4 separate regions of the Mus musculus genome follow, and regions 1, 2 and 3 are each linked to region 4. Evidence: chromatin loops called from intact Hi-C (ENCODE). Cell type or tissue: left cerebral cortex. All regions are shown on one strand.

The links. A loop is a pair of places that touch in the nucleus more often than their neighbours do. Peaks named below come from ENCODE experiments on the same cell type or tissue, not always from the same donor. Only the 100,000 strongest peaks of a DNase experiment are listed, where the experiment ranks them.
Region 1: it touches region 4 in a loop (4-fold over the local background); 27 of 42 quality-filtered maps call a loop at or near these places.
Region 2: a loop joins it to region 4, with 2.6 times the contacts of the local background. A loop is called at or near these places in 27 of 42 quality-filtered maps.
Region 3: a loop joins it to region 4, with 4 times the contacts of the local background. A loop is called at or near these places in 7 of 42 quality-filtered maps.

What each region holds. Positions count from the first base shown.
Region 1 is chr15:44,423,231-44,431,230 of GRCm38, forward strand. It overlaps Nudcd1 (NudC domain containing 1), which reads right to left and starts at 5,077. Exons shown (of 10, transcript NM_001113554.1): 1 at 4,432-5,077. The coding sequence starts at 4,546. Eny2 (ENY2 transcription and export complex 2 subunit) reads left to right here and starts at 4,881. Exons shown (of 5, transcript NM_175009.3): 1 at 4,881-5,012; 2 at 6,330-6,406. The coding sequence starts at 5,007. In left cerebral cortex, CTCF peaks have their summits at 402 and 4,642; DNase peaks (open chromatin) are centred at 349, 4,408, 4,750 and 5,147; H3K4me3 peaks cover 2,483 bases; H3K27ac peaks cover 1,481 bases.
Region 2 is chr15:44,435,695-44,443,694 of GRCm38, forward strand. It overlaps Eny2 (ENY2 transcription and export complex 2 subunit), which reads left to right. Exons shown (of 5, transcript NM_175009.3): 5 at 1-1,991. Among named protein-coding and RNA genes, the nearest start is that of Nudcd1, 11 kb to the left of the region's middle. In left cerebral cortex, a CTCF peak has its summit at 3,633 (motif pointing right); a DNase peak (open chromatin) is centred at 3,666.
Region 3 is chr15:44,820,449-44,828,448 of GRCm38, forward strand. It overlaps Gm33852 (a long non-coding RNA gene), which reads right to left. Exons shown (of 3, transcript XR_875330.2): 3 at 1-1,976. Among named protein-coding and RNA genes, the nearest start is that of Gm33852, 13 kb to the right of the region's middle. In left cerebral cortex, a CTCF peak has its summit at 3,633 (motif pointing left); a DNase peak (open chromatin) is centred at 3,625.
Region 4 is chr15:44,614,738-44,622,737 of GRCm38, forward strand. Ebag9 (estrogen receptor-binding fragment-associated gene 9) reads left to right here and starts at 4,703. Exons shown (of 7, transcript NM_001357691.1): 1 at 4,703-5,170. In left cerebral cortex, no CTCF peak of the experiment used is centred here; DNase peaks (open chromatin) are centred at 4,356, 4,783, 5,053 and 6,409; H3K4me3 peaks cover 2,112 bases; H3K27ac peaks cover 1,783 bases.

The sequences.
Region 1 (8,000 bases), 190 kb before region 4:
AATTGATTATAAGACACTTTATCTTCATTTCTTCCTTTATAAAGGAAGTAAGCACGAATTCATTGGTTTCTAAACAGGAGAGTAAGATTCACACTTGAGTCCTGAGAGAGTATGTAAAAAACAATGATTTGGAAAACTGATTGCAGCAGAAAAGGGGCAAAACCATTAAGAAGCCATTGAGGTCACTCAAATGAGAGGAGCTGAGGTCAGCCAAATGAGAGGTGGCTGAAGCCTGGAAACATTTCAGACGTCACAAGCAAAATCCTAAGATTATAAGAACGCTGATTGGGGACTATGGAAACATCTCCTTCAGTTCAAGGAAGTATTTATTTTATAAGGGATGGTTAAAAATATATACTTCACTAAATAAGAGAGAAACTGTAACCAATTGCTGGCTTTCTAGCACCACTGTGTGGATGAAATGTACTAATGCAGGAAGCATATCAGACTGTAATGGCTCAAAGCAGTAGTGATTTTAAGCAATAATAAGCCAAGCATGGTTTTTGTCATCTTTGGATAAAGAACCCTAGGTAGCGCAAAACAAATCAGAAGTTTCTTAACCGTTTCCCTATTAGAACATCACCCCTTTAAAAAGTAAAAAATAAATCAAGAAAGATATAAGATGATGAAAACACCGTCCATGATCATGGGCTGGATGGATTAATATTGTAAGAATGGATATATTACCAAAATTATTCTATTGATTCACTGCAATCCTCTTCAAGATTTCCATGGCAATCTTCATAGAAGTAGAAGAACCCAAAAATTCACATGGATATGCATAAGACTACAAATAATCAAAACAATTCTAAGCAGCAATATTACTGCAGGTATCAAATACCTGACCTTATTCTAGAAATATAAGAATAGAGACAGCATGACATCAGCATGAAGGCAGACACTGAGAACACGTGAGAGACCAAAAAAAATCATTCCATACAGCTATGACTGCCTAATTTTTCACACAGGTGTCAAAGACATAACTGGAAAAAACACAGCTTATTTAATAAATGCTAATGGCACACTTGTTACCTACTTGAAGAATGAAATAAAACCTGTTTTGTTTTGTTTTGGGAGTGTGTGTTGTGTACTGTGTATTCAGAAGCTGATTTCTGTGTCCAGGAATCTAGATACAGTCCAGATGCTGGCACTGTCATGATTATTGAACCATCTCCTCTATCTATCCTTTATAAAGAATGTTCTCCAATTATCTCTGATTAGTTAATAAGGAGCTGATTAGCCTATGGCTGGGCAGAGAAGGCAGGACTTCTGATTCCAGGGAGACAGTCCCGAAGGAGGTGTGTCTGGGGAGAATGAGAAAGAATTGGTCCTGAGCAAAGGATCGGAGAGGAGTCAGGATGAGCAGGTCACCAAGGGATTCACCATGAGGGTGCACATGGAACAGAGCAAGCCAGGGAAACTCAGACTGCAAGTAACATGGGACCTATCTATGGCTTAGAAAGTTAGAATAGACAAACATCTGCCCAGTCATTGTGTTTAAAGCTTGTTAATAAACTTAATAGGACTTTGAGTCAATTATTTGGGAGCTAGAATGGGAACAGATAAGGCTTTCCCTCCTAAATTATTGACTATATTCACTCTACATAAAAATTATTTCAAACTCTATCAAAATCTGAAATACTGAGATGGCTACAAGAGATTAAAGGGAATACATTTCAAGATATAGGCACAGAAAGAAAAAAAAAAACTTTTGAACAATACTTTATCAGCACAGGAAATAACCACAGGAAATAATAAACGAGATGATATAAAATTAAAATGTTTTCTCAACAGCAAAGAAACTATTAACAGAGTGAAAGGCAGACTACAGAATGAAAGTCTTTAGCTCTATACTCAGACAAAAAGTTAATAGCTAACTATACATAACAACGACAACAAACTAAAAAACTAAAACACACATCACTACACATCAAAGTGTTTCACATCCTTAGCAATCAGGAAAAAAGCAAATTAAACCTACTTTGAGATTCAGTGTCATCCATAAGAAATGAGAGGATAGCGCACACCGATGATCCCGTTTTATGGCTAGTGGAAATTTAAACTACTTATAGCCATTATGGAGATCTATATGGAGGTTTCTCCAAAGCTTATGACCCTACAGCTATACTTTTGGGCATATACTCAAAGAATTCTCTATCCTACCACTGAGATCCCTGCACACTCACATTCATTACTGCTCTCTTCCCAAAAGCTAGGAAACAGAATCAATCTAGATGTTTATCAATAGATGACTGAATAAAGGAAAGCTACACAGATGCACGTATATGAAATGCATTATATTCAGCTGTAAAGAAAATGAGATTTGCAGAAAAATGGACAGCTCTAATCTTGGTTGTCAACTTCATAGGATCCCAAATCATCTTTTTTTTTTTAAGATTTATTTATTTATTATATGTAAGTCACTGTAGCTGTCTTCCGACACTCCAGAAGAGGGAGTCAGATCTCATTAGGGATAGTTGTAAGCCACCATGTGGTTGCTGGGATTTGAACTCAAGAGCAGGTAAGAGCAAGGTAAGAGCAGTCGGGTGCTCTTACCTGCTGAGCCATCTAACCAGCTCCATCCCAAATCATCTTATAGATAAGCCTCTGGGCAAACCTATGAGAGATTACCTAGATCTTAATGGGGGCAGCACTACTGAATAAAGAGAAATCAGGTTGAGAGTAAGCATTCTCATTTCCTGACTGTGGGTGCCAGCAGAGAGAGTTACACAAGGGCACAAGGAAACTTGGGCATTATACCTGTTTAGTACCTTGATTTCACATTAACAGAGAGTAATATAATTTCCTAGACTTTCACTGTCCCAACTTTTAGCGCTCTAGATCTCCACCCTCTGCTAGGGTCTTCCAACAGCAATTCTTCACTTGATTATTTAATTTGCTTTGCCCAATGGAACAAGTGGAAATGTGTCGACAGCCACTGGAACAGCATGTACACCGTGACTTAACTTCCGCAAACAGCCTGTGCTAGCCTGTTGAAAGGTGACCAGCCATATGGAAGACTCAAGTCAAGATCATCTGGCAAGTGATCTAGACAAATCAAGCTGACTAGAACTGCCTCTGCCAACTCGTAACTGAATGAGCAGTGAGGAGAACCTGCTGGCTTGAGCCATTAGGTTTTGTTCCTTCGAATTTTGTTTCCAATCAATTGGCTAACTAAACATGGCCGGATCATTTATTGACACAGAAAGAAAAGCAACAAAAAACGTCCAAGAGAAAGAACAAAAAGAAGGAAGCACCTCTCCTCTTATACCAGCCAACAGCTACCTGTTTTCCTTCACAACTCAAGTCCCTCATCAACTCCTACCGGAAGTTTTCCCAGGTCTCCAAACAAGTTGAGAAAACATACTCAGTTAGACCATTACATTTGCTCACGTTCCTCTCACTACTTGCCCATACTGTAATTAGATGTTTATTAGTGAATGGATTATGATTTATTAGGTACTCATGATTATACCAATCACGTAATCATCTCGATGAATCACAAAACAGGCCCACAACAATTACTTTTACACTTAAGAAACTTTAAAAACAAACAAACAAACAAACAAACAAAAAACCCAAGCATTTGTTGGTCTACTTGTTTATGTCTTTAATCCCAGCACAGAGGCAGCTGGTTATCTGTGAGTTCTGGGCCAGCCTGGGCTACAAAGCAAGTGCCAGGACAGTCAAGAATAGACTCCCTACAATCTAGATACAATCTAGAGAAAAGATACATAGATACATACATAAGTAACGCTTGATACTCAAACGTCGACTAACACCTCTAGATCACTATTTCTCAAAGTACAACCTATGGAAAACTTGTATCAAAATAAGAATCTGCAGAGACATGTATTTAAAAACACAAATCCCTGGACACTTTCCCTAACAAAACTACAATTCCTATGGTTGTAAAAAGGAGAATAGCCTCTAGGAAGTTACAGATAAATAAGTAGTAGCAGCAAGCAACAGTAAGCGCACTAAATCACTTGCCCTCAATAAATTGTAGCATGATCCAGGACCCGAGTATTTGAAACTGCTAACTGAATGTGGAAATTTTTCTCTCCCAAGAAATGATTCTGCGTCAGAAGGAAAAAGGGAGTTGGGGACTTTCCAAGGAGGTGTGGCTTCTCAGCGAACACGTTTACTAAAGGTAAGGTTTGGGAAGGAAGGACAACTTGAACCTTCAGAGCAGGAGCCAGAGATGTATGGGCGGAGAACATCCGAGCCTGAGCTGCGGACGCCTAGGCCAGCCCACAGTGCCGCGGCTAAGGCGCGGAAGGAAAGGGGGCATCCTCGGGTCCCCGCGTGGACGGCCGCTCTAGGTGCAGACCGGCAGGAGGTGGCTGGCTAGCCGGAGTGACAGAGGGTTGCGCCAATGGCAGCCTCAACAAGAAGGAACCGGGTGCGAGAGGGTGCCGCCGATCCCACCTGCATCAAGCTCCAGCTGGTAGCAGGGCAGCGGTTCGAGAGACAGCTTGTAGCCCTCGAAGCGGGGATCCAGCAGAGGTCTTTTCACCCGCAGAGAGCAATTGGCCGCCTCCATCGCGTTCCCCCGATCCCAGCAAGAGAATCAATAAAGCTCTTGTTGAAAGGTCCGCGCTTCACTCCTGGAACTGAGGCTGGGAAACGGCGTGGTTCCCATCCCAGACGACTCTGCGGCGCCACGTCTCTTCTGGGAAGTGTAGTGTCCATGAGAAATTTGGTTCTGTTGCAATGCTGGGAAATGTAGTTTTTTGATCCCTGAACCCACGTCAGCTAACAGACTCTGGACTTCCTTACCCAGAGGGCCGAGCGACCAGAAGGCGGCCCGCGCTAGTTGAATTCTCACATTATAGGCAGGGTGGCCAGATCCCGCCCCGGAAATGCGTGGTCTAGCTTTCTGTGTGCTTAGGTGCCCGAGCTACTGAGGGTCTAAGTCCGGGCAGCCGAAGAGTGTGGTAGGTAACGGTCGTCAGCGCAAGGGTCATTTCGTCGCTGGGAAGGGACGGCCCTCGCCCGCGGTGATGGTGGTGAGCTATGCCCGTGGTCCTCAGGGCCGGGACCCGGGCCCAGCCCAGGCTCCTTTCGATGTGCTGTCTTTCGTTAGCTTCCCCGACCCGCGCTCGCTCGCTCGCTCGCTCGCGGGCCTGTAGGGCTCTCCGACAGGGCGTGCTGCTGGAGTTGGCCGGGAGCCAGTCCCCGCTTTGTTTTCTGGCTCCTCCCCTCCCGCCTCTCCAGCTGTCTGCGCCGTGTTGCATTTTCCTAAAGAATGTCAGAACCGGGAGGGAGTCCCTAGCGCCCTGGTTTTACCAGTGAGAAAACTGAGGCCTTTAGGCATTAAGTGACTTGCCCAAGGTCACTATCCGTGATTTTAGGGGCCAAGACGAGACGAAGTTTTGCTGTTCTTGCTATGACACTGTCTAAACTTTTGCAGTTAATTTGGAAATGTTAAGCCCCAACTACAGAAGTAAAGCGTTGCCTAGTTATTAACCCTCTGTTCACCTGCTTCTTGCGCAGCCCAACTCTGAAAATTCTTTGTAGTCTGAATTTCCATACAGACAAGACGGAGAATTACAAAAGAAGATTCACACTAAGTAGGAAAACATTAACTTAAACCTGACTTTTAAATGGCAAAAATGCGCTCAAAAGTTAACCTTGCTTTTTTTTTTTTTCCCCTACACCTATTTTGGCATTGGTTGTCTGTTTTTTATTGAAAATGAAGAATTTCTCAAAGACTAGTTTGAAATTCGTTTTCTTACTTACCCTTCAGAAATAAGGATATGAAATCCAAAGCTAGGGTAGCAGTTGTAATTCTCCGTGAAGTTTATTGGGTAAAGCAAGCACATAGTCTTATTTCATTTTTCATAGTCGTATCTTTTATTAGTGTGCATGCTATGGCTTACCCAGAAATTGAATGCAGTTAAGATGCAGAAATGAACGCCAGTCAGATATTAGTGTACAATTAAATAAGGTGGGACTCCAAGTACCTGACTTCACATTCTGTCTCTGTGCCTCAGTGTTCTCATCTGTAAAATGGAATTGTGTCATTAGAGCAAATTTGGGGGTTAAATATTCTCAGTTTTAGGTACATAAGTGCTTAATGGTATTATAATAGTAGTTATTCCCTTTTTAAAAAGACAAAGAAAATAAACAATAAAGAGCTTATGAGGGAAGGGAATTGGGATACAGGAAATAGTACTAAGAATAATAATACCATGTAAGGTACTTAAAATTATCATCCTTTCCTTATTATAATGTTCAATGTATTAGGATGATTGTCTAGAGAGGTCTTAGAAGGAAACACTTTTCTAAATATTATGTATCTCAAAATGCATGTTGATGTCCAGGTTAGCAAGATGAACAAAGATGCGCAGATGAGAGCAGCGATTAACCAAAAGTTAATAGAAACTGGAGAAAGAGAACGGTGAGTAATAAATTGTATCAATAAAGTAGGTTTTACCATCTTTAATAATTATATTGGAGGAATTTCAAGTGTCAAGGGCCAAAACATACCTGGAAAGAATTACAGAAAAGTAAAGCTTATCAGAGTTTCTATTCTTAACATCTGTAATAGTTTGAATCAGCATTACCAGATTCGGAAGTGTCATATACAAAGATAAGCAATCAGTGACACTGCTAAGGCATTTTTAACAAAGTGGAAAAGAGACCGCAAAGACACAAATATCTACAGCTGGAGAATATTACCCAGGTTTTATTATAGAACTGTGTTTAATTACCTCAGGCCCTTAACTCTGGGGCAGCATGTGCTGTTACTATTTTCTGAAGGACTTTCTTGTTCCTCTTATTTAAATACTCAGCTATGTATCTTCAAATTCCAGCTCTTGTATCCACTCCCTACTCCATTAGCTTATGGTCTTCAGTGTGATCCACCCTCCATGACAGAGATACCTTTGTATTCCCATTGTATAATGCTATGCTCAAAACCTAATTTAAGGAGCAAACGTTTAAAGAAAGGGCTGAGAAACAAACAGAATGGCTCTCAGAGCAGGGTAATCAAGTGTACAAAGGAATGTCAGGAACTGTGGAGTTGCTTCCATTTTACCTGGAGGTGTTTGAGTAAATTTCAGTAATAAAAGAATTTCACCTAGTGTGGAAGAAGAATCTGCAGTCCCCAAGGTCAAAGAGGGAAAGGATAGTCTAGCAGCAGAATCTGCTGCCAGAGCTTTGGTACCTGATAAGTGCTCAGGAACTCACAATATAGGCAAAGTGGGAAAGCTTGTGGCTGGAACAGTATGCAGGAGTATGAATTGTTGTGTAAGAATTCTGGCCATTGAAAACATACTGAATTTCAGAACTGTTTTGACCAATGGAACTATTTAAGCCCATCTAATTAAAATATTGAAAATTTGAAGGTGCTTTTATGCATCATTTAGTCCAGGCACTTAGATATTGTTGCAAGATGTATCTTTTCCTCTCTCAGCTCTGCTTTCGTCTTTGTTGTCTTTATTCTCAAACAGGCCCTACCCACAGGTGGCAGAGATTAGCAGTTCCAAATTTACATTCCACCAGCTCAGAGTACCTATCTCAGCAAAGAGCCTCACTTGATTACCATCTTGCTTAGGTAATAGGCAAGTTATGCGCAGCCGTGCCCAGGTCATATTTCACATTACAAGAACCTTGTCCAGATTTATACAGGGAGAATGACACAGTAGTGTTTGCTTGTTTTTCTCTTACAGAGCAGAAACTGAGTGAGTTACTTGCAAAAGCATACGTTTCTGTCTTTACCTTTGGATAATGGGAATTAGTAAGGATTTTTGGAAAGGGAGTGACTAGATTATATTTTCATTGTAGATACTGTTCTATCAATGGGAATGTAGATTTGAAGGGACCAAGATAGATGGTAGAAAAATTAATTAGATGATGTGGTGAAGGTAGAAAGTAGCAAAATGGAAGGGAGAACAAAGGAGAAACAGACCTCCATGTGAAGAAAGAGATAGCAGATGCTGTGCTGGGGTGTTGACAGTATATGCTTAGAGAATTGTGGTTTTCTCTCTTAT
Region 2 (8,000 bases), 180 kb before region 4:
ATTAGAATGTGTTGGTCTGTGGATTTATTTCTGAAAGTAAAACTTGCCATAATTAGAAATTGATTTCCCAAATAAAGTCCTTTTTTGTATGATGGTATACAGTTTTCAGTAATGTATACATTGTATTGATTTTTTCCCTAAATGTGTTATTTTAATAAATATCTCATGAATGAGTTTCAATTTTTTTATTTTGGAATAAATGGGACTCTGTTTATTACTGATTGCCTAGAAATGTTGAGATAAAAAATGCCAGCAATTACTATTATCCAGTATTTATATGTGTGATTCTCTGTGCTAACGTCTGAGACGCCTTTCTGGGTTGTCTACAAATGGTTTGTTCCTCTTTTGATTCCTCACATTTGATAACTGTGATGCTCCATCTTTGTACTGTAGGTTGTCTATTTCTTTGTTACAAATTCTGAGTGTTAGGACTGGGTCTTACTTAATCTGTATGTGCCTTCCTTATGCTTCAAAGAAATTACCATCTAGTGGAAGACAGAACATTTCCAAGCTGACTGAACACCACATTTTCTACTCATCTGAACTTTGAAAGCAGAATCTCTAAATTGCATCCCCATATTCTGAGGTCAAGAAAGAACTCTAATGGGAAATAATCTCTACCAATTAGCTTTACTCTGACATCAATCAGGATTACCAGATCTAATGGACTCTTGTCTATCAGTGTGACCTTTGACGCAGAGTGATTATGTTGGCCACCCTTCCACTTGGAACTTTGCATCCCCTCCTCACACTGCTTCCTACCATTGGAAGTCCTTTCTGGCTTTTTGTGGAGTACTTTTTGCTGTATGTAACTTTTAAGTAATGTTTTGTTGGACTTTCTTCTGAGTCCTCTGATTAATAATATGTTTTCCCTGGTTGAATCCCAGGAGGTGAGTCTGCCATGTTTCAAATATCAACAGATTGATATATGCTGAACATTCTCACAACCAGACTTAATTCTAGCCTCACTGCCCATATGCCCACCAGTGGGTCTACTTCCTTGGATAGTTCACAAACACCTTTAAATGACCATACTTTAACAGTAAGATTCTCCCCTATTAACTACCTGTGTTTTAGTCCTTATTCATGGGGTCTCTCAGACACAAGTGACTCAAGATGAATATTAATGCTATTTTTCGGAGGGAAAAAACAAGACTACTTGTGAAACATCCTTAGTTTTGTGTTTGTGTTACTGCTGCTGATTGGTTGAGGGCCAGCTATAAACTTGGATTATCATTTGTGGCCCTCCTAAGCCCAAGTGATTGCAGTGACTCCTCTGTGCCTCCACTATCTTCCTCATCGTTTCCCTGCCTATGTGGCCTTATGAAATTCAAGTCTGGTCATTTATTTCCCCTACTTGAAATGTTTCAATACTGGATGAAATTCAAACTCAGCATACTAGCTAGGCCCCTCTAAATCTAGCACGTATTTCTATCTCTGCAGTCTGTAAAAAAAAAAAAATTGTTCCATCTCTTAGTACCTCTCAAAAATCATAACATCTAGGAAGCCCTTTAAGTCATCATGTTACTACTTTCCCTTCAGAGTTCAGCTTGAGTTTTTAAATGTTCTGACAGTCTCATGATTTCAATTCCTTGTCACTGATTTCTTTTTGGATTTTTGAGGTAGGCTGTCCCTCCATCAGTCAGCTAGCCTCACACTGGCCTTGAGCATGAATCCTGAGACCTGGGAGCACAGGGATGTTAGCCCATCTGGAGGGGAGGGAACAAATTCATTGTATGATTCTCATTTCTGAAAGAATGGATAAGGCAGTGACTGAACTGAGTGAGCACTACAGGAGCACGTGATAAAGTCCTAATATATAGGTACAGTTGAGAAAAGGGTTCATCGTCCACACTACATTAAGTTTAAATGTCATTGAGTCATTTACAGAATTATATATTTGGATCTTGAGATATGTACACCCAAAATCTCGCCCAAAGTAATATTTTCAGTTTCATTATGTTCTAAATAGGAATTTTCATTTTGTTACCAATTATAAAAAAAAAGTAGTCTTACATGGTACACAGAAAGTATTAAAAATAAGGGGTGGTTCTTCATAATTCTGTATATAGAAACAAACTGAAAAGGCTTATAAAGATATTATTTTAATATCCCAAAAGATTTAAAAAATGGCATTTGGAAACTCCTTGACAATGAGAAAAATAACCAAGTTTAAAATGCTTTGTAGAAATTTAAGGTGAGAGCATAGATTCGGTTTTTGGAGGGTTTTTTTGTTTTGTTTTTAATGGTATTTTTGGCCTCTTTCCCTCCCCCCCCCCAGCCCCCCGCCCACCCCGGTTTGTTTTGAGACAGGGTCACATGTAGTCCAGGCTTTCTCTGTACTTGCTATGTAGCCTAGGTAAGTCTTGAATACCTGATCCTCCTACCTCTACCTCCCAAGTGCTGGGAAGACAGGTGTGTGCCACCTCTGGGGCCCATAACAGCCTAGATTTAAAACAATGCTAAGACTCCCCTACCACCTTTCTCTTTGGCATCTTATAAATGTCTTGTAGATTGAATCTAGAATCACTGGTATTTGTAAATAAATCAACTTTGTGAACACTTTTGGCTCTCATTGATTTATGTAAAGTAGGAATTCACTGAAACCTCCACCCTTTCACACTCGGTGTTGGAAACTTAAGACACTTGTTCCAGGCCTGCATGGGCTAGTATAGTCATCACTCTATCTTCTTTTATAGTGGGAAAGAAGACCCAACTAAATCATTTATACAGTCACTTTAGGCATTACAAGTGTATCATTGGTTAAGCAATGCCAAGCCAGGGACTGGTTGGTAACTGGATATAACACTTACATAACTTGATAGAAAGTTCCACCCAACACAAGAGAACGGTGACAGCTGCTCAATAGCTGGTGTTGGAATTGATCCTGTGTGTGTGTATGTGTGTGTGTGTGTGTGTGTGTGTGTGTGTGTGTGTGTAACACATGCCTGCGCATGTCTAACCCTTGCAGAAGCCTAGCTTGTGTTAATATGACTTCATAAAATCCTACATATTTTCTACTATTGAGCAGAAACCATTGAACAGACATTGAATGAAACTATGTTAAGTACAATCAAATCGTTCAGGTTCTAATCTCATTAATCATAAGATACTGGGTAGCAGATAAGAATGACTCTTGCCTTGGTTTCACTGTTTGGATAGTGTCCTGGCAAGAATTAATAGACCTAAATACTGATAGGGTAATGAGAATATATGGATTTATGTTAGCTTGCCTAGAAATTTATAAATATGTGTTTTCTTGTGTGTGGAAAAGACATAACATACTTGTCAGAATTTTCTAGATAGTATTAGCTGCTGTGAAATTCACATAAAAAATGATGTCTTTAGGGCAGGGGAGTTCATTTATAGGTGCATGCTTTCAAAGGATTCAAATTTGGTTCCCAGAATTAACATCACTATATAGTACTTAGCAAGGAAGGTTGAAATCTAGTCATTTTTACCCTCTTAACTCCCTATGGCTTCGACTGTATCCCATTTGTCTTTCTGTCTTCAGTACTCAGCAGAGAATTCTTAAAATGGCCTTTTAACTGGATCAACAGAAAAATAAGAATAAATTTATGGCAATTAAATTCAATATGTGCCTATGGTTACTCTACTTATCAGCCACAAGGGGGCCCCTGGCACCTGCACATTTATCCTCTCTGGGACTCACTTTAATTGAGCTGAGTATCACATTTTACTGGGCCCAATTCCAATTTAGAGGCCAGCTTGTTGAAGATGAAAGTGTTGTTGGATTAAAACTTAATGTGAGAACGTCAGAATGTGCTGATACTAACTAAGAGGCCGCTATCATAAGGTGTAGATGTCAGGTTGCTATCGTTCTCAGAAGCCAATTCCATAATTCAGGAGGTTGATTTAAATAGCATACACAGTTCCCAAAATAGTTTGATTTCACTGATTTATAACAGGAGAGGGGAATAGATTTTAGCTCAGTAACTGGCATTTATTGTAGTGCAGGGGATGAACATGTGGCCCCATGTATGCTAGGTAAGTTTTACTGCTTAGCTGCATCCCAAGCCCAAGGGAGTCTTAACAAATGAAATAAAAGTGTTTTTATTGTTCCCACCAAAAAAAATCCATATATTTTTTCCTCTGTTCTTTCGTAAAGAGAAACAGCGTAGAGCATATATAATACCCCAGAACTGGACAGTCAATGACATGTTTTACAATGATAATAGTAATCAAAGAACTAAGGCATGTAGGATCCACACTCATGCTGCAGTGTTGCCGCAGAGTAGTTCTAAGTATAGGAGCTGGAGCCATGTTTATTACAAGCACAAGTGGCACTGTGCCTAGAATCACCAGAGTTAAATGATAATCAGTGACTTTCCATTGCTCTAATTTTGTTGTTGTTGAGTCTTCAAAGTTTAGATTTTCTAAACAGCTACCTATATCAAAGTTGGGCTTTGACAAGAAAAGAGTCACAAGATAGAGTTTACAGAAATGCCCATAGAGCCATAGCTTGGTTGCTGTGCCGGAGACTTAAATACTGTTGCACACTGTATTTGGAGTGTTCAGTCTGGTGGAGATACACTGTGGCCAAGATCCTAACAACATGGGAGTGTTGTTTCTACCATTAATATGCTTGAGGGCTTCTTTAGTTCCATAAGAATTCCATTTGACATTACCTATCAATCCCATCTCTCTCTCTCTCTCTCTCTCTCTCTCTCTCTCTCTCTCTCTCTCTCTCTCTCTCCCCCTCTCTCTCCCCCTCTCCCTCTCCCTCTCCCTCTCCCTCTCCCTCTCCCTCTCCCTCTCCCTCTCCCTCTCCCTCTCCCTCTCCCTCTCCCTCTCCCTCTCCCTCTCCCTCTCCCTCTCCCTCTCTCTCTCTCTCTCTCTTTGGCTAGGGAAATGCACAGAATAAAGAAGTATGAGGTCATGAGTTTTAGAAAAGGTAATAAAAAGTCAAAGTCATGGCTAAGACCCTAGCATATATACTCTAACATTCAGTTTTCATAAATCAGTTCTAAGCCTAAACTTTGTCTTTCATATTTTATCCACCAATAAAGGCAGGTTTTATACACAGACATAAAGCATATTTAGTGAAAATGACACATTTATCTGCTGCATTTTCTGCTCCTCCTCCATTTCCGCCACTTTGTAGTGACTTAATACAGACTTCAGTTCAGATTTTATTTTTATAGTAAGTTTACAGAGCTTCAAGGACTTCACCTGAGCAGAGTCCGTGGCTTATCCTTAGAATCTCTATGCCTGCTTCATTTCTTTCTAGTCACACACAGTCCCCATTTAACAACTTAAACATGATTGCTCCAGACTTATTCTCTGTAGGCATCTGATCATCTGAACTTTGTTAAAGAACATGTCACAGTCTTCCTAAGTTTTGGTTTTGAAATGATGCATTCTGAGTATCACCAGCATTGTTTTTGATGTGGTGCTTGCTGTGGTGTCAGGGGATTCTGCTCATGGTGGCTTGGCTTTGCACATTCAGACAGGACATTCTGATGTCAGAAACCTATGGTGGAGAAGGCCCTTCAGCTCAGACAGAAAGGGACAGGGACTTATCTCCACCAGAAGGCTCCCCATTCAGTCTTCTCACACCTCCCAAAAGAAAAACAAAGCATTCAGTACATGGGCCTGTGGGGGACATTTTATATTCAAAGCATAACAATTTTTGGTTAAGTGTTCTGGGTAGTTTTCAACTGTCAGAAACTAAAGGTACTTGGAAAGAAACATCAATTGAGGAATTACCACCAACAGATTGGCTTGTGGGCATGTATGTGGAAGCATTTCCTGACCACTGATTGAAAGGACCCAGCCTGCTGTGGTTGGTGCCACCACACTACTGCCAGGAAGTATAAGAAAAGTAGCTGAATATGAGTCTGGAAGCAAGCCAGTGAGCATCTTTGCTCCAATGGTTCCTGCCTCTGCTCCTGCTTGACTTCTTTCCTCCACGGTGTACTGTGGTCAGGATACATAAGCAAAGCAAACTCTTTCAGCCCCATATTGCTTTTGTTCATGGTGTTTATCACAGCAATAGAAAACAAACCAAGACAAAAATGGGTGTTAGAAAATGGGATCCTGCTGTGACAGGCTTGACCATGTTAGTTTCAGGGACAGTTTTGTAGAAGGAACTTGGAACTTGGAGCTGGAAAAGCAGTTCGTGTTCCAAGCCTAACAGACTATTCAGTGGAAGCTTGGAAGTTAATAATGTTGAAAGCAAACAAGACAATGAAGGGCTGAAATGAATTTTAGGGAGAGGTTTGAGAGTCCCTCAAAATCTCTATCAGGAGCTTTTGTGTAAGAACTTGAATTAAGCTTCATCCTCAGCCAGGAGGTGGAGCTGATCCTCAGTCCTTTGGGCACCTTCCCCCCCAGAGGAGAACTTGCCTACAGGGAGTGCTCTGATTCCTAGGACTCAAATGAGACCACCATTTTCTATCCAGGGTCTCTCTCAGGCAGGTCCAAGCAGGAGAGCTCGCTGGCCACAGAAGCAACAGAGCTTCTTGGACAGGGTCCCTTCAGTCCTTCATCCTCAGCCAGGAGGCAGAGCTGATCCTCTGTACTCTGTGCACCTTTCCTACCAGCAGAGAGTTTGCCTCCAGGCAGTATTCTGACCCCCAGGACTCAAGAGAGAACTGGTCTCCCAGGAGAGCTGACAGAGGCTAGCACACTCACAGGAGGAATAATTTCCAGCCAGAGACAACTAGAATATCTAAAACCAGAGATTACCAGAGGATGAAAATCAAATGTAAGAATCTTACTAACAGAAACCAAGACCACTCTGCATCATCAGAACCCAGTACTCTCGCCACAGTGAGTCCTGGATATCCCAAAACACCGGAAAAGCAAGATTCAGATTTAAAATCATATCTCATAATGCTGGTAGAGGATTTTAAGAAAGACATTAGTAACTCCCTTTAAAAAAATTCAGGAGTGCACAGCTAAACAGGTAGAAGACCTTAAAGAGGAAAGACAAAAATCCCTTTAAAAATTACAGGAAAACACAACCAAACAGGCAAAGGAATTGAACAAAACCATCCAAGATCTAAAAATGGAAGTAGAAAAAATAAAGAAAACCCAAAGGGAGGCAACTCTGGAGAGAGAAGCCCTAGGAAAAAAATCAGGAGCCATAGATGGGAACATCAGCAACAGAATAAAAGAGATGGAAAAGAGAATCTCAGGTGCAGAAGATTCCATAGAAAACATGGACACAACAATCAAAGAAAATGCAAACTGCAAAAAGATCCTAACTCAAAACATCCAGGAAATCCAGGACACAATGAGAAGACCAAACCTAAGAATAATAGGTATAGATGAGAATGAAGATTTTCAACTTAAAGGGCCCGTAAATATCTTCAACAAAATTATAGAAGAAAACTTCATTAACCTAAAGAAAGAGATGCCCATGAACATACAAGAAGCCTACAGAGCTCCAAATAGACTGGACCAGAAAAGAATTTCCTCCTAACACATAATAATCAGAACAACAAATGCACTAAATAAAGATAGAATATTAAAAGCAGTCAGGAAAAAAGATCAAGTAACATATAAAGGCAGACTTATTAGAATTACACCAGATTTCTCACCAGAGACTATGAACACCAGAAGATCCTGGACAGATGTTATACAGACCCTAAGAGAACACAAATGCCAGCTCAGGCTACTATACCCAGCAAAACTCTCAATTACCATAGTTGGAGAAATCAAAGTATTCCATGACAAAACCAAATTCACACAATATCTTTTCACAAATCCAGCCCATCGAAGGACAACAAAGGGAAAACTGAAACACAAGGAGAGAAACTATGCCTTAGAAAAAGCAAGAAAGTAATCCTTCAACAAACCTAAAAGAAGATAGCCACAAGAACAGAATCCCAACTCTAACAACAAAAATAACATAAGCAACAATTACTTTTCCTTATTATCTCTTAATATCAATGGACTCAGTTCACCAATAAAAAGACATAGACTAACAGACTGCCTACCTAAACAGGACACAACATATTGCTGCATACAGG
Region 3 (8,000 bases), 210 kb after region 4:
TTTTTGGTTCCTAGATTTTATTGTCTGCATCTCATTTGATAGGACTCCACATGAGCCGTCTCTGTGATCACGAAGCTTTCAAAAGTGCTTTTTGCATGTTACTGTCTTGTAAAATGCTTTTTGTAAGTCAAAAATCTGTCAAAGACTAAGATAGCTCTGTATTGCCTACCCTCAGGATAGACCCTCTGTTTTCTCTTTTAGCTTCATGCAATCATTTTTTTCTGTTTTGCAACTTAGGCGTTATTCCCATGCAATCTTAAAATTTTATTTCACAAATTGCTTGAAATGGCACTTGTCACCAGTGAAGAAGATGGGATATAAGAACATGTCATTCTCCTTGTGGGGATGATTATTCTGGACACGGTACTAATTTGCTAACGTGGAAAAAGTCAGTATTGTTTATAAAGACCTTGACATATCCACCAAATTGAGAATTTTAAGTAAATATCACGGGCTTGGGCTTGCTGATCCCTAGGATAATTGCTTAATGCAGGTGCCTCAGAGCTCCTTATCCTCAGAAATGGTATAAAAACGATGACATTATCAAGGTGTAGGAGGATGAGCAGGAAAAAATTAAAGATGGCCTCATTGTTGGAAATGAGACAGAAGGTTCATTTCCATGGAGATATTTTGTCCTTTCTCCTAGACTCATTCTTCTATCAGAAAGGCAAGAGAGGAGGAAAGGACATATTCCTTAGAGACACATAGTTAATTATTCCAAATAATGTGGCTCAGACTGCCAGTTAATAGGAATGGAAATCAAGTAATCTCAGAGACCTGCAGGGCCACATGACTTCTTTTGCCTCCTGCTGTCAGTCCTGCTGGATTAACTCTGGTCCTCTATGCTGCCCAATGACTGAAAAGCTGTGGAGTCAGAGAGTTGAACGTTTAGATGGAACTTGTATTCATGTCTCTGTATTTTGTCCGCATCTTTGCTAAGTAGGAACTCAGATACCAAATAAATAGCCTAGAGACAAAGGGCTACATAGAGTGGGAGTTCAGGGTTCCGTGATTTAAAATTCAGAGCAATTGAACTCTGATTTTAGATTCTGTAACTTGCTAGCTATGAGTCTTTAATAAATTACATAACTTTCATACTCTCATTTTTCTTCTATAAGACAGTTCCAGTAAATACTCTGCATAATTGATATACTGATGACATAAAATAAGGCTTATATACGCCTACTGTTATTGCATGGCTGCCTTCCTACCTGCAATATGTTAGTTTATTCTCTTCATACATATTATCTCAGGCTCACGCAGTGAAAGTCTTTCTTATGCATCCTGCAGGTTACCATGCCTGTAGGTATCTCAATGTAAATGTTAATGTAATGGAATACAATTTCAATCCATTCTCCAAAATAAGATTTGAGCAGTCACTTTAGAAGAGCACTTTGATTACATTATTTCCATACTTGACATGTATCAATGTCATTTGATCATCATGAGGACATTTAGGACTATCTAGGCAAATTGTCATAGCATTTTATTGACCTTGGTTTCTGCTGTCAACTTTGTCTCTGCTATTACTTGTTCTTAGATATAGTTAAGTATCCAAAGTTTCTCACATGGCTCATTAAAAATTTTTTTTTCATTCTTCTTCTTTCCCAGAATAATACAGGATCTGCATTGCTGGTCACTCTCAAATGTTTAATCTAAAAGCTTCCTCGTTCCTCTTGCATGTTCCCCCTGTACAGTCACTTGACTGTAGTAAGCACAAGCCTTTGCTCTCCACAGAACAAGAGCTGTCTTTCATTTTCTGTATGGTCTTCATTTCATTATGGCCTTCAGTAGATATCAACTGATGTTTACTGCACTAAAAACTGAATAAGAATCTCAGTGCTTTGAATACAATTAGCTTCATGACTTTTCTTCCCATACTAAGTCAAAGACGCGTCCCCAGTCTTCTTGTTCAATATTGCTTGGTGGGCTCACTTTGAGGTTCCTCTCCTCACTCCACAAGCTCTTCCGGAAGGCTGGCAGAAAAGCACAAAGAATAACTCAATCTCGTGAGTTCAGGGATCAGGAGCAAAGCAGAGCACACTGAGTTACCTAAGTGCTTTGACCAAATACCTGGCAGAAACACTTAGTGGAGGAAGGACTTACTTGGCTCACAATTCAGAGGCCGTAGCCTGTCATGTCAAGAAAAGCATGGCATGTTGGGGATGTAAACTGGACATATTCATGCCTCGAAGAGTTATGGCGCTGAGATCCAGCCTGGAAACCAGAGATGGGCATCATCTCCAGTCCTACTCCCCAAGTTTATTTACATTCTTGTTAGGCTGCATCTCCTAATGTGCCCGTGAGATTCCCACACAGTTCACCAATCAGAGATTAAGTATTTAAACCTATAATCCTGTGGGGGAAAAACATCACATTCATACCACAACACACATAAAATATCATAGTCAAATTCTGGGCAGTGGGATGAGGGGTCAAAATCTAGGAAGGATTAATATTGGAATTGGAAGTCTTTGGTCATGGGGGGCATGCCATTAAAGGGGACTGCATGTCCTTTCTAGTCTGTCCTCCTCCTACCTATGATGTAGATGGGATTTGTTCTGCCGAATACTCCTGCCATCATGGTGCTTTGCAACAAGACTAAACCAATGGGTAGAATCAACTTTCCTAAATTTTGTTCCCAAGCCATCTCATTCTATATAAGAGAAAAATTTTATTCCCAACCCCCCCTACTCTATGTAAGTGATTCAGCCCAGCTATTTATTTGTTATAATAAAGGAAAGTTGGTAAACACAAAGGTCCTTTTGAAGTTCCTGGATCAAAGAAGTAAATTATGTGGCTGTGTCACATTTTCCTGTGGCAGTGGTGCTGGTGAACCATAAGCTGCCCAGAGACGAGCCCTGGATTTTACCTGTATTTGAACCTCAGTCCCTGCAACCTGCTGTATTCATGACATCCTCACCCTCTCTGTCAGCTGATCAGAGAGTGCATGCCCTTGGCTTCTGTGCTTTTTCCCAGTGCTAACCAGCCTGTGTGGGTTATGCTCAGATTGGTTTATAGCATTAAAGATGCAGCCAAGTTTACTGAAGAAGGTCATGTATATATATAATATTTCATGCACATTTTATCCTAGACAAAGAGATTAAAATACATGGTGCAAATAAGGCTCTATAATGATACTGAAAATAAGAAATCATTGAAAATTCTACCTTCCTAAAAGCCTGTTTTCATTTTGTATACTTCTTTCTGGATTTGATTTGTGCATGCTTTCAATCCAGAATAAATCAAATACCACATCCTTTTCATTGTTTGTTTACTATGTCATGTCTAAGTTAACTGCTACCAAACTATCCTGATTGCTGTATAGTCAACTTATTTATTTAAAATTTTTGGTTATTCTCACTTTTATAAGGTATTTTCAAGTGTTGTAGGACTATTTCTTGTGTATCTTTTATGAGTTTAAGGCTCATGCTTTACAAAGCATTTTATTTGCTTGAAAACAAGTCAAAGTGTGGTGAGCATTCTTATTATTCCTGTAAACGAACCTATGCTATTTTTGCTTTTTTTTTTCTTTTTACTAATTTATACTCCCATCTGTCATGCATCTGTGTATTCCTCCAAGCACTTTGAAAGCCATGAACTCCAGAACTGAGTCAAGTCTGCCCTCTTGGGGTTAAATTTAGAATTTCAGGACAGATCTTTTCCAAGGATTCATTTTGTATTTTCTTTCTTGGTATCTTACTATACATTAACAAATTGTGTTTTTTTTTTTTTCCTTTGTGTGTGTATCCAAAGTGGGATGACTTTATGCATTTTAAATGTTGTGAGACTAGTATAATGCTGTTGTTGTTGGCACTTTGTTTTCAAATGCTGGTATTGAAAAAAAAATTCAGGTATGATTTGGATGTATAAACCAAAATATTAACTGAAAATTAATCTTAGAATAGATCCAGGTAACATGAGGTAAATTTTTGTATAGTGTATTAAGGGATTTGTGGTTTTACTTTAAGAATACACTGGTTTTGGGTGGAGAGCAGATGGAGCTAAATACTTTAAAAGAGTGAAAAGATGTATTTGAGAATGAGGGCTTCTCCTCCTCCTCCTCCTCTTCCTCTTCTTCCTTCTCCTCCCCCTTCCTCCTCCCACTCCTTTTCCTCCTCCCCTCCTCCTCCTCCTTCTTCTTCTCCTTCTCCTTCTCCCTCTCCCTCTCCCTCTCCCTCTCCCTCCCCCCTCCCCCCTCCTCCTCCTCCTCGTTGTCGTCTTCTTCTTCGTCTCCTCCCTCCCTCCCTCCTTCCCTCCCTCTTTTCTCTGGTAGACCCAGAAAACCGATATAGATCTCCTAGTTTAATTATGTTCCAAATATGGATAACTAGACCAGGGCATTTAACTGGTTTTCATGAGAAAAGAGCCAATGAACCCATATAGGACCCATAAATGCCCAGCTCACTCTTTCTTTGGTCATCCAACTCCATGAGAGACCTCTTTTTTATGAGTCTCTTCAAGAACTGTGGCCAGCACTAAACAGGAAGAGATGCAGGAAGCCCGTTGAGAAATAGTGCGAACATAGGGAAGCAGGCTTCTTAGGTGTGATGGCAGAGACACTTGAGTCCCATGGGTCTGATTTGTAGCCAAAATCTGTGAGCTTAGGGCTTGGTTCTGTGTGTGGTCTTAGGGAAGTCACCCAAGTGCCAGTCTTTTCATCTGCAAACTAGAGATAGTGATAAAATCACATGAGCTATTGTAAGGGTCCTATAATCTGCTTAAAAATCACATGAGATGGTCACCTCAAAAAGGACTAAGAAGAAGATTCAGCCTTAATGCCTTCGAGCTGGAACAACAACAACAACAACAACAATAACAACAACAACAGCCTGGCTGAGTACCCCTGCACATGCGTGGCTGCAGGGTTGATCACAAATCATTTGCAGTGCCCTGCATAGGTTTACCCTTCGCCTCCTTTCTACAACCTTGTGAAGGATCCCCATTTATAATTCTATTGACAGACGTGAAGTGGAGGGCCAGAGAAGCTTGATTTGATCACATAGACATAGGAGGATGCTCCAGAGCCTGACCTGCATAGCCTGGTTCCATTACACGAGCTTTCCTGCCTCACTAGGCTAGCTTCAGGGCTTCACCAATGCTCAGGCCAACTGTCCACTTACACAAAATTGTCCAAATTGTGGATACTATACAACACACTCTGTCTTCCGGATTAGGCAATTCTGTCATGTGTTAGGAAGCAGAGGAAACCTAGATCTTTTCAGACTAATTATAAAATGTAATCTTGCTATAATCTATACTTATCAATGTGAGTTAATTATTATATCAGAAGAACAACTTGGTTTTTGTTTGGGAAGATTAGTGGAGAGTCATGATAAGAACTGTGTTCTATTTTCTCAATAGTAGAGGGACGATGACATCAAGACTTGTTTTGTTTTCAAAGGCAATGAACACTACTGAAAACCTTTTTTACTGCAAGGGCTACGCTAATCCTGATGAACCAGAGAGCTCATGGTACTTAAGGAGGGAATTAATATTATTCGATGAAAAAGGTAGTTGTTTTCTCTCTTATAAAGTATCAGAATGTAGGGATTATCCTTGGGAAATTCATCTTTATATGAAAATCTGAATAAGGTTTTCTTAGTCATTAATATGAGAGCTAAAAGTTGAAGACAAATATACAAAGAATTATAAAGAACAGTTGAAATGGGAGGGCTTTTAAAGACAGGCTAATGTAGGAGTGTGGGGGGAACATGAGGTGTGGCTGGTGAGCAGAAGGTAGAAAGTTCTTTTGAATTGGGGGATGGTTATTACCTTTTCCTTTAGGGCACTCAAGGATTAGTAAATGGCTTCACTTGGTGTGTGTGTGTGTGTGTGTGTGTGTGTGTGTAAGGGGGTGATTTCCAATCTGTGGTTGCAACCCCTTTGAAGGGTTTGAACAACCCTTTCACAAGGGCTGCCTAAGACAATCAGAAAACACAGATATTTATTCTACAAGTCATAAGAACACAATTACAGTCTTGAAATAGCAACAAAAACATTTTTTTATGATTGGAGGTCACTGTAACGGGAGGAACTGTATTAAATGCTTACATCATTAGGAAGGTTGAGAGCCACTGCCTTAAGAAATGGACTGTAAAGGTGTATAGTTGAGGTTGTGGCTACACGTAGATTGTCTAGTACTGAATGGAGATAGCTTTGAATAAATTTAAGGTGATGCAGAAAAGAAAGTAGGCTTACTGGATGTTAAGGAGATGTTCTCAATAGCACTTGGTAAGGAAGTGGGTAGGAGAGAGGAACACATCCGAGAGAACAGTTTTGGGTGTCCTGTAGTGCAGATCAGTGGATAGTCTTCAGTGGTCTCTTTATAGACCACTTTTATGTGTCATAGAAGTACATAAATATGTACATGATGTGACATTCACAAAAACAAGCAAGCAAACACCCATCATTCTTGTTCCTGTCTGACAGCCAAAAGGGCTGGCTCAGCCAGGTGGGCTGTGCGCAGTGTGTATACAGCACAGGTTGAGAAAGAGCAAAGGATCTGCTCATCTGCAATGACTTACTTCCGTTTGCATTCTTGTCATCAAGCTTGCTGTATGATCAGGGCTAAAGAAGGTCTTACAGACCCACCTTGAGGTGCTAAAAGCACTTAAAGCAACAAGGGGAAGACTAGAATTTTATAAGCATTTATGTCCAGTATTAAAAAGGTGTGTGAATGGGAAAACGTGTCTTTGTTTTGCCTACTTTCTTGGCTTTTGATATTTACTGAAGAGGCATTTGTGATGTATCAGATACTAGCACTGTGCCTGATACTGCAAGTAGGGACACGAGGGAGAGAAGCTCCCTGCTTCCAAAGGGTTTACAGACTGGTACAACTAAGATAAACACAGAAAGTAAGCTACGTAGAGCAAATACGCGTGCTCACAATGAGTGCTGTCTGCTTTGGGAGCTGATAGAAGATGTTCTGGGCTTATAGGGTATGCTGTGTCTTGTCTTAAGATGGAATTTGGAAAGTGAGAACAGAAATGGAGTCAACTGAAGCGGCTCAGACTTTCAGAGGGAACGGGCTAGGCACCAGGTCATGTACACTGTAACTTGCACCCAGAGTTCTGACTGTGACATAGGGTCAAATGAAGAGAAGTAGCCTAAGATGAGGTGAAGATGTAAGCAGAGTATTTCAAGAAAGTCCAAGCAATAATCATAGCAGATACAGTTTTTCCTTTATGTGCATGCATGCATTAGCCTAAATAATAATCTAAGTACCTAGCAGGTGAGAGAGCTCATGAAGATGAATGGAGTTCCCTGTTCCATTGCTGTCTCATCAGGTTGTGGAGGGCTGAGTAACATCTCAGTTGGATTTTGATGATTGTGCTACATAGCCTTTCAAAACTTTAGGAAAGATCCATCCAGACTGTCTTTTAAAAGCAAAAGTGAAATCATGGCTCAGGGAGAAAGTATGATATTCTGATGTTCTGTACATACGCTACATTCCAATAAAATATTCATTTAATAAAAGATTAAATAAAAAGACATTTTCTAACAACCTCACATGTATTTTCTTCATTGGCAGCATCATGCTATGAAATATTAGTTGTGTTTATTAATTCAACGTCATTATTTTGGCAGTTTTTAGCTTACAAAATCACATCATCAAATAAAATGTATTTTTGCTTGTAAGAAACCAAAAAACCTAGAAGACACAAATTAGAATAAAAAGAGCATTGAAGAATGTTAAGATTGTTTAAAAATAACCAAGACAATGAGACAAAAAAAAGTCAAAACAAAGCATAGAGCCCACTAAAGAGCAAGCAAGCAAGCAAGCAAACAAGCAAGCAAGCAAGCAAGCAAGCAAGCAAACAAGCAAGCAAGCAAGCAAGCAAGCAAGCAAGCAAGCAAGCAAGCAAGCAAGCAAGCAAGCAAGCAAAACCCCATGGCATTCATTTGTGTTGGCCTGCCCTGATGTGTGGCTGGCATACACAATGACATTCCCTTGGAGAAAGCGGACTTTTCCTTTCCTAGCAGGTAGCAACTGAAAA
Region 4 (8,000 bases):
CATTATAGCACCCCACCATAATCCTAGTCACAGAGTGAGAACTTAACCTTTTTTCACTTTACTCTATTTTTAGTAGGAAAAAAACAAAAAATGAATAAAATGTGTTATTTTTCTAAATTTCTATCCAGGCTGACTGTAACAGTTGCTCTTAGCTCTCATGTCTTCCTGTTATAGGCACCAGGTAATGGTTACTGCTTCTCTCATACAGTGGGGGAGACAATACAATGCTCCACAGAAAGTTAATTTTCACTTAACAACACAGAAGTGTTTAATTTAATTTAAATTTTTACTTATTCACTTTACATCCCACTCACTGCCTCTCTCCTGGTCACACCCCCCTCCAACAATCATCCCCCATCCCCCATCCCCTATCCCCCATCCCTTTCTCCTCTGAGCAGGTGAGGGAACCCCTAGGTATGCCCTCAACTCTAGCACTTCCCATCTCAGTAAGGTCAGGCATGGCCTTTCCCACTGAGGCAAGACAAGGCAGACCAGCTAATAGAACATACAAATAAAGATAATACAGATAAAAGCTTTTGTGACAGTCCTAGTTCTAGTTGTTCAGGATGCACATGGAGGCCAAGCTACATATGAACGGGAAGGCCTAGATTCTGAACCACCAACCAAAGAACATACACAAGAAGTTTTGTTTTGTTTTGTTTTTTTAAGATTCTTTAAACTGGGCTGGAGAGATGGCTCAGCGGTTAAGAGAGCACTGACTGCTCTTCCAAAGGTCTTGAGTTCAAATCCCAGCAACCACATGGTGGCTCACAAACAACTGTACAGCTACAGTGTACTCATACACATAAAATAAACAAATAAATCTTTAAAAAAAAAGATGCTTTAAACTGTTCAGTTTGTTTATTAAACTATTAACCCTAAACATTAGTTGTTAGGTTTTAGATCCCAGAACAAAGAGCTAAGTGGCATATTTTACATATCAAAACAGAACAGCCCTTCAGGTTCTCCCAGCATTCCTCAGTCCCTACATGACATACCATGCCCCCAACTCTGAACTTTTCAGGTCATTAGTTGGGCTGTTCTTCCTACAGAGGCTCTTTGCTATACAACCCAGACATTTTGGTTTCTCCTTTTCTCTCCCCGACTCCCTTTCTTCTCTCTGTGCACATGTTTTCTCTCTTCCTCTTTTCCCTCTGTTTCCATGGGGACTTCCCTGATCTTCTTTCTTCTTCCTTGAGGGCAATGAACTCACCCTTCCAAGAGCAGCTTCCCAACAAACCTGCATATATATATCTTGAGTTCAAATCCCAGCAACCACATGGTGGCTCACAAACAACTGTACAGCTACAGTGTACTCATAAGTACATCAGTGGTCAAAAATGTTTAAATTCCCAGAATATTGACATTTATTATTTTAAAATCAAATAAAATTCTCTAGTAGACAGACCAATAAGACAATCTACTAAAATTATCAAAAAAAAAATCTGTGATTTCAAATATGCCTGCTCAGACTGTCACTCTGTGTTATGAGCTGCAAGCCTTTGTCTCACTTCATCAGGAAATAAATGTGAATTCATAATCTGTATTCAACGACGAACAGCCGCTCATTAATAAAAATCTATTAACGTCCAAGTTTTATCCATGTGACAAAAAAAAAAATAAAATAAAAAATAAAAGCACCCTTTGGTGAAAATTCAGATATTGGTGTGGGGTACAGGACTCTTCCAACCTTTGAACAGGGTCAGTGAACCAGGTTCAACTACAGCTGAAGAACTTAAACAATGGAGCCTGAGTAAAATCAAAAGAACGCAGATCAGAAACTTTAAAATGTTTTTATGTTTAAAATGCAAACATTTTATGCACAGAGCAGGCAGAATGAGCTAGACCCCATGGAGAAAGGCAATCCAGAAAAAGTCATTTACTGGCAGTAATGATTATGGTCTATGAGTGTTTTCTAGTGGTAATTTTAATGGCCTGTGAATTTTAAGATCTTTTTGTTCTTCCCACTTTACATCTGGTCATTCCCTTCAGCCCCCACACAAGATTTGGGTAATGGGCAAGACTTAAAGTTACACATTTCAATAAGCTGTCTCCAATGAGGGGTCCTGAAGTGTCGGCATGTAAGATCACCAACAAGATTTAAAGTCTTCTCTTGCAGGTATTTTACAAATGAATTTGGATTGCAATATGCAATTTTGTTGTCATTTTAGGATTCTCATTGCTGTGATGAAATATGACCAAAGCATGTTCAGGAGGAGAGGGTTTATCTGGCTTATACTTTTATATCCATCGTCCATCACTGAAGGAAGTCAGGAGAGGAACTCAGTCAGGGAAGGAACCTAGAGGCAGGAGCTGATGCAGAGGCCGTGTAGCAATGCTGCTGACTGGCAAACTTCATGTGGCTTGCTCAGCCTGCTTCCTTATAGAAGCTAGAACCACCAGCCCAGAAGTAGCCCCACCCACAAGTGGGTGAGCCTTCCCACATCAGTCACTAACAGAATGCCTCACAAGCTTACTACAGCCCTCTCTTATAGGGGCATTTTTCTCAATGAAATTGAGGCTTCTTTTCTGGTGACTCTAGCCTGTAACATTTTGATATAAAACTAGCCAGTATGGTTGCTTTCCTTTTGTTCTCTGTTGTGAAACAAGTACCCAGCCACCAGGATTTCTGTAGAAACATGTGCCTCCTTTGGTTTTTCAATTTGGAAATGGTGAATTATTAAAAAAAAAAAATCATAAAAAAGAAGATTATCATGGGGCATAATAAGTAATTTAAAACGAAGATGTAAGTCATCACATTAAAAAAACATGCTCCTATTAGGATTTCGGGAAATCAAAAAATGGCAGAAATTATAGATTATTGGAATTTGGATAATACTAGATTGGATTATAGATAGAATACCTGTTTCAGGGACCTCAGGTGATTTATTTATTCATTTATTTATTTGATGTGTGGCTGTGTAGTTACTAAAAATGTTGCAGCTTTATGATAGTTGAGTGGCTATTATCTATGATTGCTTGATATGTGCCTGACTGCACTGAAAGCATTGCAAGTATTAAATGCACTTAAGAGGAGACCAGATTAAATTAATTCATGTTTACCTAGAACCAGAGAAAGAATCCTAAATTTACTTTTTCCTCATTGTTAGGGTAAGCATACTAAACTGCTGTCTTGGATTAGTGGTACACACCAGTAATCTCAGAATGCTGTAGAAGCTGAGGCAGGAGGGGCTTAAGTTTCAGGATTGCAAGAACCTTTCTCAAAGAAAATAAAGCACAATAAATAGTAATAAAAATATGGAGCAGATTGCAGTGAAGAGGGTGGGGGGTAGAATATTTCAGGTTACATGGATAGACGAATCATGGTGAGAGAACAAAGGCAGCTGAATCTTTAAAAAGGAATAGGAAGGAAAGGCTAGTTGAGGAAGAATTTGAAAAAACTGCTTTCAACTTTTCGATATATCATAAACACAAATATATGTACACACACACACACACACACACACTCCCTTGCCAGCCACTTCCTAATAGTAGCTTCTTAAGAATTCTTAGTCCAACAGAACAATAAACTCGGATTTTTACAAGCACACAAGATAGAAAAAGAAAAGAAAACATGAAAAGAATATGCTTGTGTACATACATACATACATATGTATGTATAAACGTAGAAGTGAAACTGTCTAGAAGAACAAGGATCTATCAGCGGTGGGAGGAAAAAAAGGGGGTAGGAGGTTGTATCTGTTCAAGTTACAATGTTTCCTTAAATGAAAGCATTTTTATGGAACAAAGTAACATGTACAATAAAAAATAAAAACCAAAAGTCAATCAAACAGCAGAAAAATATCCGATTGCAAGAGAGAACCCCAAAAAGACAAGAGCTGGGTAAAAAGGCTAGCCCCTGATGCAGGATATAAGGAGGGACCTAGAAGAATCACCCGCCTTACTTTCAGTTAAAAACTGGACTAAGATTTAAACAGAGCCAGATAAATTCTGAAAGAGACGTGTAAACGTCTCAGGTCCAGCAGTAATTGGGGTCTGTCCTAGTCACACCCAAATCATTTTGAGACAGAGAGGCTTCGCCAATGTTTCACAATCTAGATGCAGTTTCGCCTTGGCCCCATCTAGCAGACAGGTTTAAGGATGGAACAGGAGACTTGGTCACAGGCGAGACACTAATCTACAAAGGAGGAAAGGAAAACAACTTGGCAGGAGCCCAGTTGCTCCAGGACAAAAAAAAACCCAACACACTACTATTAACAAAAGGCCAAAGCAGTTGCACTGTCCCGACTAACCACGCCCCTATGCACTCATTGGCTTGCGACTTGCACGTCAATGACGTATCTATCCTCTATTGGGCCAGAAGTACGAGAGGCAGAGTGCGGAAGCCAGAGCCTGGAGACAGGGTCTGGGCGGGGAAACGGGCGGGGCCAGGGCGGAGCTAGGGCGGGGTCCGGGCGGGTTTTTGGAGAAGGGGCGGCCATGGCGGCTGCGCGGCGGCCACGGCGGCTGCGACGGAGCGCGCGCCCGGCTTTGAATGAGCGGAGCTGGGACTGAGCTGGCGGAGCGCGAGCTCGAGGCAGACAGCGGCTGTGCGCGCGCGCGCCTCGTGAGCGCGCGTGGCCCGCGGCAGCTCGGAGCCTCCGCCGGGCGGGCGGGGAGGGGGAGGGGCAGGTGAGTGTGTGCGGCCTGCGCGCGCCCGCGAGGGGCTTTTTCTCTACCCACCCGCCTCCTGACCCGGTCCGGCCTGCGGCTGGTGGCCGCGCTTCCCGGTCACCCTCTGGGTCGCCCCGTACTTCCTGCCCTCCCGCCTTTCTCTTCGGCCCTCTACCTCGACCTCCCACTCGCCGAGCCACCACTCTGGGGTACTGTTTCCGGGTCAGGGTGACCTGTGGGGAGAGCCGAGCGTGGCTTGGAACCGGCTCGTCCCTGTCCCCTCGCTATGCTGCGGTCCCGCACGGGCGTCCCGCCTGGGAGCTGCCGACCCGGAAAAACCCCACGTTCAGTCTTTCCCAAGGGCAATGTGCCGCCTTCCTGCCCTCCTCTACGGGCCTCGCACCTCTCGGGGCCGATCTGCCCAACATCCAAACCCCATCCCACCCGGCTCCCACCTTCAGCAGTTTAGAACGCCTCACATGCCGCCCGCCACCGGGCGTGGGATTGCGTAACCAGAAAGCTCGCGTGTGTGTTGTTTTGCTCATCTGTGCAGTGGGTATGATTTTTTTTTTTTCCGCCAGCAAGTTCTAGGTGGGTAATCTGAAAGTGAAAATTATTTTAGTTATGAGACTCACCGTTGAGTCATTCAGAAGATCTTAACCCACCTTGGTTAACTAACAGTCCCCGGGGTGTCAAATTCGAAGGCCTGATGGTACAGAATGTTCGGTTTTTACCACCAGCTTTCCAAAACTGCACTTCTGCTTTTGCTTACATGCCTCCGGTGTTGACCCTTCCTTGTCATGTTTGAGTTCAGGTAGATTTTTATTTGGGAGCTTTATGATATTTAACTTTAGCGAGTCACAGACCTAATTTGAGTATATTCTGTGCTTTCGTAGGTCGTGGGACTTTCAAGTAATTGTATAGACTTAGAAATGCAGGATTAGGACAGCATTTGATGACTCGTTTAATGAGTATCACCTGGCTTGGCTTAATGAATTATAGTTTAATTGATGTATACTCCAGGATCTGAAGAAATTGAGCACAAGGACAGATTGACCACGTCATGCAGGATTCTTTTTCTTTATGCCTTCCTCCCTTATAGGGAAATCTTTCTTAGTTGTCACAACAGAGCTCTTCTTCCTATTGTTTAATTGGAAATGCCATTTCTTCAAAATTATTTCTCTGGCATAAAGTTTCTGCATTTTCTTAGTCATTTTCGTTTTTAAAATTTGAGTATTTTGGTAGGTTATTTCAATATTGTCCAGTTCTAGAAAGCATTTTAAAACACCCAAATTGCAAAGTAGCTCCAAGTAAGTGTTTTCCTAATTGAGAATCTATAGGTGTTTTAGAAATCAGACTGTAGTGATATGTATAAAATTGAAATCGTTTGAAACAGAATCAGGGCCTTAGGATTCCCCTCCTCCAGCCACTGCTGATTTAACCTGTTTAAATTACTCAGACCATTTATAGGCCTTATCCATTATATAGGAATGGTGAAACTATTGAACTAAATTCTGAACATGTTAAGGGCCCAAGGAATGTTAAGTTTTTAATTTTTAATTCAAGAAATATTGGACCACCTAAATGCTGTCATTGGCTAAGATGTAGAGATAACAAACTAAACCACACTGGTGGGGTCCTGCCCTTCTAGGCTCTTTTTCCTTTGAATAAAAGCAAATGTAGAAAGAAACTCCAGATAGTGGTTGAGTAGCAGTGGGTGCCCCAGTGCAGGAAGTGTTTCCTGGTGTCAGTGCACATGTGTTACATAGGTGGTGCTAATCTATGTTCCTTCTACTGCGCTGTAGCATATGCCATATGCACAAGTCCTGAATTACACGTGTCTACAAATCCCTGTCATTGACAAAGTGCTGCTTTGGTAGTTTGCTTACATTTCCCACATTTAGTGAAACTGCTTAGAACTTAAATCTTCCTTGATTCCCAAGAATGTTCCTGACTAGGTTTTCATAGCTCTCAGATGAAATGGATGTAGGTTTGAATGCAAGCAGTTGTAGGAGCTTGAGAACTTGTGCTTACACCGCTGCTGTTACGTGAATGGACGGCATTAATATCTGTGGATGCAGTTAGCTACTGTTTAGATAGTGCTTGATTCATAATAGATGGTCAGTGAATTTTAGGATTCACTCATTACAGAAGCAGATTTATCACAGAATTCAGATATTGTTAATAGCTATGGTGGCATTCTGTTCTGTTATCAATAATAATCTGGCTTTCTGCTTTTCCACTTAAACTTGAAATTTTATTTCTACATTTTGTTGGAGCCATTCAAGGTGATAGGTACTGACTGAGTAATGACACTTAAGGATAGTTGAGAAGGGAATGGCAGTAGCTGCCAAGGCTCTGCATGAAATTTCATTCTTAGCCTAACACTAAACCCTCTGCACAGTCCCAAAATATTAAATGTGGTTTTTTTTTTTTTTTTTTTGTCAAAAAATCTTGCTGGAGTATCTCTTTGCCTGTATTTTCTTTTCCAGTGCTATATGCCATACATCTGTTAGCTACCTTTTATATTTTGTTTCTGAAAATTAATTATATTTTTAACAGTTTGTGCTGAATTTTAATAGTATATATTTGCATATACTGTACACAATATTGGTTTTCATTATATTTCATTTCCCCAGATAATGTAATTAGCTCACCTCCTTCCTCCCATTAGTGTTTCTTGTTCTCCGTCTGGTCCTTTTCTTGTCAAACAGTACCCTATTTTCATGTATTGTATTAGAAATCTAGCTTTTACAAATGAGGACAAAATACTGTCTTTACCTTTCTGACTCTAGCTTATTTTGTCCAACACTGTGGTCTTCAGTTCCATCCATTTTCCCATGGAGAGCATGCACGAATGCTATATTTACACTCTCCTTGGGAAAATTGCTTTTTGTTTTGTTGACAAATGAGCTTTAAATGAAGCCGTCAGTTATCATTCTACTTGTTTAGTTTATTCTACTTCTAGTGAGGAATCAGTCATTTCTTTCAAGTTTTACTTTGCAAATGGTAACTGAATATAAAGGGTTAAAAACCCTCTAGAGAAGTATTGTTTAGGGAAAGTACAGTATATAGATATTACTGTAGTATAAAATAGAAAATGTTAACCTTCTCAATAGAAAAACAATGGGATTAAGAAACTGTTCCTTTCAACATTATGAACTAACCAGTACCCCAGAGCTCTTGACTCTAGCTGCATATGTATCAAAAGATGGCCTAGTCGGCCATCACTGGAAAGAGAGGCCCATTGGACACGCAAACTTTATATGCCCCAATACAGGGGAACGCCAGGGCCAAAAAGGGGGAGTGGGTGGGTAGGGGAGTAACGGGGACGGTATGGGGGACTTTTGGGATAGCATTGGAAATGTAAATGAGGAAAATACCTA